Linked DNA regions of Homo sapiens: region 2 is linked to region 1. Evidence: read pairs that join two places in POLR2A ChIA-PET (ENCODE). Cell type or tissue: K562. All regions are shown on one strand. Each heading gives the region's core, and the rest is flanking DNA. Links, peaks and the distances in the headings are about the cores only.

Evidence for each region. Peaks named below come from ENCODE experiments on the same cell type or tissue, not always from the same donor. Only the 100,000 strongest peaks of a DNase experiment are listed, where the experiment ranks them.
Region 2: POLR2A ChIA-PET joins it to region 1 with 8 read pairs; 8 of 35 experiments call an interaction of 5 or more read pairs at or near these places.

The regions. Positions count from the first base shown.
Region 1 is chr7:121,075,322-121,078,256 of GRCh38, reverse strand. The region is part of intron 5 of CPED1 (cadherin like and PC-esterase domain containing 1); the gene reads right to left. Among named protein-coding and RNA genes, the nearest start is that of CPED1, 88 kb to the right of the region's middle. In K562, for the core only: a CTCF peak has its summit at 2,231; DNase peaks (open chromatin) are centred at 1,176, 1,746 and 2,226; H3K4me3 peaks cover 1,567 bases.
Region 2 is chr7:121,009,434-121,012,368 of GRCh38, reverse strand. The region is part of intron 2 of CPED1 (cadherin like and PC-esterase domain containing 1); the gene reads right to left. Among named protein-coding and RNA genes, the nearest start is that of CPED1, 22 kb to the right of the region's middle. In K562, for the core only: no CTCF peak of the experiment used is centred there; no DNase peak of the experiment used is centred there.

The sequences.
Region 1 (2,935 bases), core at 163-2,662:
CCTGGCCAACATGATGAAACCCCATCTCTATCAAAAATACAAAAATTAGCTGGGTGTGGTGGTGCACACCTATAGTCCCAGCTACTCGGGAGACTGAGGCAGGAGAATCACGTGAACTCAGGAGTGGAGATTGCAATGACAGGAGATCGTGCCACTGTACTCCAGCCTGGCGAGAGTGAGACTCCATCTCAAAAACAAAAACAAAACAAAAAATACAAATCATATAGTAGTATGAAGTAAAAAGTAAGAAGCGAAAAACAAATCATAAAGTACTGAACAACAGAGTATAAAAAGAAAAAACTAACCGAGCAAGGTAAATTCTAATTACTTCTGAGGATACTCTAAGCCTGAAAGTGAGGTGTAAAAAACACTTTAAAAATAATAATTTGATTATATAAAAATTTTAAACGTATGTGAGCCTAGAAATACCATAAATAAAGGTAAAAGACAAGTATATATTTACATTTAAAAAAATTAGTATGTTTGTAAATATGTAAGTGTATCTATTTTAAAACAAAGCATATTGTTAATATACATTTTAAATACATATTGTATAAATGGAAAAATATATAAAATATATTAATACATATATATATAATGTATGCATTATTGAGCCTACTTTCCTTTCTATTATTTTTAACTCAACAATATGGTTGGAACATTTTTGTAACATTAAATGTAGATATCCATTATTTATGTCTTCAGTTTCCCACCAATAAATGTGCAATAATTTGTTCACACTTGAATTATGTAGCATTCTAGTATGTAAAAATTGCACATGAATGGGAAAGGTATGTAATTTCACTAAATTCATTTTTTGCTTTCTTTTTGCTTATCTGTATTTTCTATTCTTTTCATATGAATGTCTTACTGTTTAATAAAGACATAATAAAAGCAAAAGCTAAAAGGAATGAAAAAATGCATGTCCAGTCATTTTTAAAATTTGACTTCCATTTTCATTAACTTCCTTCTCATGGATGGCTAGAAACCTAAAAAGGATACAGGAAAGAAAAAGAAGAACATGTCTACTAAGTTTCATTTTTGATAAATAGAGAGAATCACAAAAAAGTGGGGGTAGAAAATATACCCACCACCACTGATTGCTGTTAATCTACTCTAGAGTTCCTTATCTGGAGTCATTATTTTCAGACTGAACTCTCCCAAGTTTCATGGGGGATGGAGTGGTGTCAAGCAGGAGTCTCCAGGGGCCACCAGGAGGAAGAAAATAAAGGGCAAAGAGGAGGATACAGGGCAGAGGATCCTACCCTTTATCACAGTCATTCTATTTCTTTCTTGGTTATATGGGACTCCTGAGTATTTTTTTTTAAAGTTTAGAGCTTTAAAAAAATCCACCAATATCCACTGCAATCTAGATCAATGTTCTTTCTTTCTGATTTAGGTTTTTCTGGCCATATATCATACACCCTCACTTTTTTCTTTACAAGATCCGTGGAGAAGAAAAGCTAAAGCCCGATAGTCAGCAAGAAATAGCAGATTTATTCCCTTTTCCCTGAATACAGAACCATTAGGATGAAGACACTTCCCAGAGAGCTAATCTATAAGAAGTACTAAAACATTGCTGGATAAGAAGAGAGAGAAAACTCTCACCATTGTCTTCCTATTCCATCCTCTGGCAGTCAGCACTTAGCTTCTCCTCAAATGAAAGGTGAACGAATACTAAAAGACTTGGGTTGAAATGTACAAAACTATGAGTCAGCCTGAAAAAATTACTTGTTCATCTCCAGACCACATGCATAAGGATCAACCAACCACATAAGAAAGGGTCAAACCTGTCCTTTTAGATAGCAGTAACAGTCTCTCAGCTGCAATGGTAACCACCCAGAAATTGATCCTATATTATGAAAGCTGTTACTATCTTTCTACCTAGTTTATGGACAATATTAAAACTAGTTCTCTAGTTCTTTCACACATGTAGAAAGCTTATTATTTAAAATGGTTAATTATGTCTCGCAGGAGTGGGGAATTATATTTTTGATTTATCCTACCCTTATTATTTGCCCCATAGCATCAGCTCAATATCGAGCTCATAATGCATACATAGAGAAATCAGTCCAGGCATTGCCAAAACTCTCTGATAATTGGCAGTGTTCCCCTTCCTTAATTCTGGCCCCCATGGTTAGCATGTTTCATTCAAAATTATTAGAGTGACTATTATATATTAGGGACTATGACCATGTACTGAATTTGAAAAGTGAAAAAATAATGTCCCACCCTCAGGGCGTCTCAGTCCTTGTGGGGGAGACAAACACATACAAATACAGCTGACTCTTGAACAACATGGGTTTGAACTGCATGGGTTCACTAATATGTAGATTGTTTTTTCAATAAATATATTGGGAAAAATTTTGGAAATTTGCAACGATTTTTTAAAAAGCTCAAAGTTGAACCACACAGCCAAGTAATATTTTAAAAATTAAGAAAAAGATATGCCATGAAAATGTAAAATATATGTAGATTTCAGCCTATTTCATCACTTACTATCATGCAATGTACATAAATCTTACAAAAAGTTAAAATTTATTGATGGGTGGATCACGTGAGGTCAGGAGTTCGAGACCAGCCTGACCAATATGGTGAAACCCTACCTCTACTAAAAATAACAAAAATTAGCCGGGCATGGCAGCACATGCCTGTAATCCCAGCTACTCAGGAGGCTGAGGCAGGAGAACTACTTGAACCTGGGAGGAGAAAGTTGCAGCAAGATCGCGCCACTGCACTCCAGCCTGGGTGACAGAACAAGACTCTGCCTCAAAAAAAATAAATAAAAACTTATACACATGAACATATTGAGACCATGCATGGCACTGTAGAGAGAAAGGTAAACAAATGTAAAAATGCAGTATTAAATCATAACAGCATAAAATTAACGGTAGTATACACCATACTACTATAATAATTTTGTAGCCATCTCCTG
Region 2 (2,935 bases), core at 313-2,812, 66 kb after region 1:
TTCTGAGTGTTCACTTGCCTCTCTCTCATCTTGAGAGAGTTGCAAAATATTTCCTTAGAAATCCCTTTGCTAGACTACATAAAAGTTGTTTTATAACTGGACACTTTTTATTTTTACTGAAAGGATGTCAAAATCTGAAAACTTTATGCCATCTGAGATAAAGCAAAGGACAGAATGTTGTCATAAAGTACTGGGAGCATTGGATGCAGCAAAGTAGAGTAAAAAGAGAAGATTGGGAATCAAAAATCTGGATTTGAATTCTGGCCCCATCACTTGCTTGCTTCATCTACTGAGCTAAATTAATTAATCTACACACATCAGAGTTTTCTCACATGTGTAAATGAAGTAACAAATCCTACTATATGAGGTTGTATTGGGAATTAAATGAATTTTCAATATGAAAGGGTCCAACGTGGTGTCTCACCAATAAATTATGTTAAATATATGTAAATAAAACTGAGTAATAATATTATATTGTAACTTTATATTCGAAATTCCATAAGCCTTTCAATTAATTTGGTTTGATCTATGTCCTAAAAAGCATTTTTGCAATAATGTGTATGATTCCATATACCTGATATATGTTTTCCTCTACAGGAGCGATTATGTTTTAATGCATAAATATAATTTGTTTACTTATTAAATTTATTTGATTTTTTTCCTGGGCCTCCCATATCTTGGAAACTTATGTTTATTTTCTGTCTCTCCATACCAGGATGGAAGCTAAATGAAAGCACATGTTTTTGACCATTTTGTTCACTTTTGCTTTCCCAGCCTAAAAACAGTACTTGGCATATAAGAGACACATAATAAATATTCTTTGAATGAGTGAATACAAACATCTTTTCCTTCAATGTGTAGAAGTCTTTGTTATAAATACAGCCATGGAAGACTGGGAACAGAAAGTGGTTAAGACTTGTATTAACAAATTTATTTCAATAGAATTGTAAATACTAGCAAGAATGACAAATATAGAGTTAAATATTTAAGCAAAATAATGAATTTACAGTAAAAATTGAATAAAGAGCTACTTTATAAAAGTACTATATTTCTCAGTTACTTACACATTTAAAAATCTTTACTAAGACTTACCGTGAAGCCAAGAAATATAGCTCTTCAAAATATAGTAAGGCTGAAAAATAAAACTTGTTTTTTTTTTCACATAGCAGAAAGATTTTTTTCTGGATTTATTAAAGTAGCCATGTATTTATGACATCTTTTGATGTTCAAATACAACTCATATAGTAGACTTTGGATGTGTGTTATATATGACTAAAAGTTAAATTGCCTTCCTGGTCCAGATTTTGGCATTTTAGAAATATTATAGAGTCTATCATAGTGAATTATGTGTTCATTTTTGCACTGTAAGAATAAAATACAGATTCTTTTCCCCACTGGTGAAATGTACTCTTATTTTAGGGAATGTAAGAAGTAAATGGAAGGAATTTTCTAGGATCTATATCATATACATTTTCTATTTAAAACTTATGTTATAATTGCAGGACACTTTAGGGACCACAGGTTTCTGGATATGCAAGGTGAGGCTTGAAAGCATGTCCCTCTCCAAATGAAGCTTTAGTGTACTTCTGTTTGCATCTTACAGCTGACTTAACTGAATCTCAAGCTGATGATGGGAGGGCTACACATTTCTCAGAACTACTCCAGATCACTGAGCATCTTCTGACTGTACTCCCAAACCGTACTTTGGGGCTATCCCAACCTTCAACATCTAATGATAGGCAAGTTCACTCACCTGTGGATTTATATACAAATAAGAGAGATAAAAAAGTAATAAAGTTTGCTTATCAAAAATGTATTCCTGCAGGGCGTGGTGGCTCACGCCTGTAATCCCAGCACTTTGGGAAGCTAAAATAGGAGGATCACTTGAGGTCAGGAGTTCAAAACCAGCCTGGCCAATGTGGTGAAACCTTGTCTCTACTAAAAATAGAAAAAATAGCTGGGCATGGTGGTGTGCCTGTAATCCCAGCTACTCTGGAGGCTGAGGCAGGAGAATGCTTGAACCCAGGATGTGGAGGGTGCAATGAGCTGAGATCGTGCCACTGCACTCCAGCCATGGTGACAGAGCGAGACTGTCTCAAGAAAATTTTTAAAAATTAAAAAAAAATGTATTCCCAATAGAGCTTTGATGAAATAGCACCCACTTAAACAGGCATCACCAAAACCCATTATCACCTATATCCCTCAATGTAATTTTCCCAAGGGCACACTTCACAATGTATAACTATATATTATTTGTTTAATGTCCACTTCTCCTACTACTCTGTTCCATGAGGGCCTAGATTTGTCTGCTTTGGCCATTGTTGTATATGCAACTTACTGCCAGGTTCTAAATAAGAAGGAATGGATGAATAAATGAGCAAATGAATGAATACATAAATGTAAAGTATGAGCTTATTTTTTATAAATACATGCATGCCCTTTAATTATTTAACTATTAGGTGGAAAAAAATCTACCAGAATATTTCAGTCAAAGGTTCAATATTTGCATCTCAAACCATAAAATATTCATGACCTCTTCATCTCCAGTGACTCTCCTCCACTTCGTTTCAAACACCTGCTCCAATGGCCATATCTTAGACATTGTGGTCTCAGAACAGCCCCTCCCCTGAAATTATAAAATGAGATATTCCATTCTTTGATTGCACTGAAGTGTCTGGCTCTTCTCATTTATTTCAAATTTATTAGTTCTTTAGTCATTAGTCTTTTCACCTAATGTGAACTTTTTTTTTTTTTTTTTTTTTGAGACAGGGGCTGGCTCTGTCACCCAGGCTAGAGAGCAGTGGCATGATCTAGGCTTACTACAACCTCCTCCTCTCAGGCTCAAGCCATCCTCCCATCTCAGCCTCCCAAGTAGCTAGGACTACAGGCGCATGCTACCACATCCAGCTATTTTTTAAATATTTTTTGTAAAGAT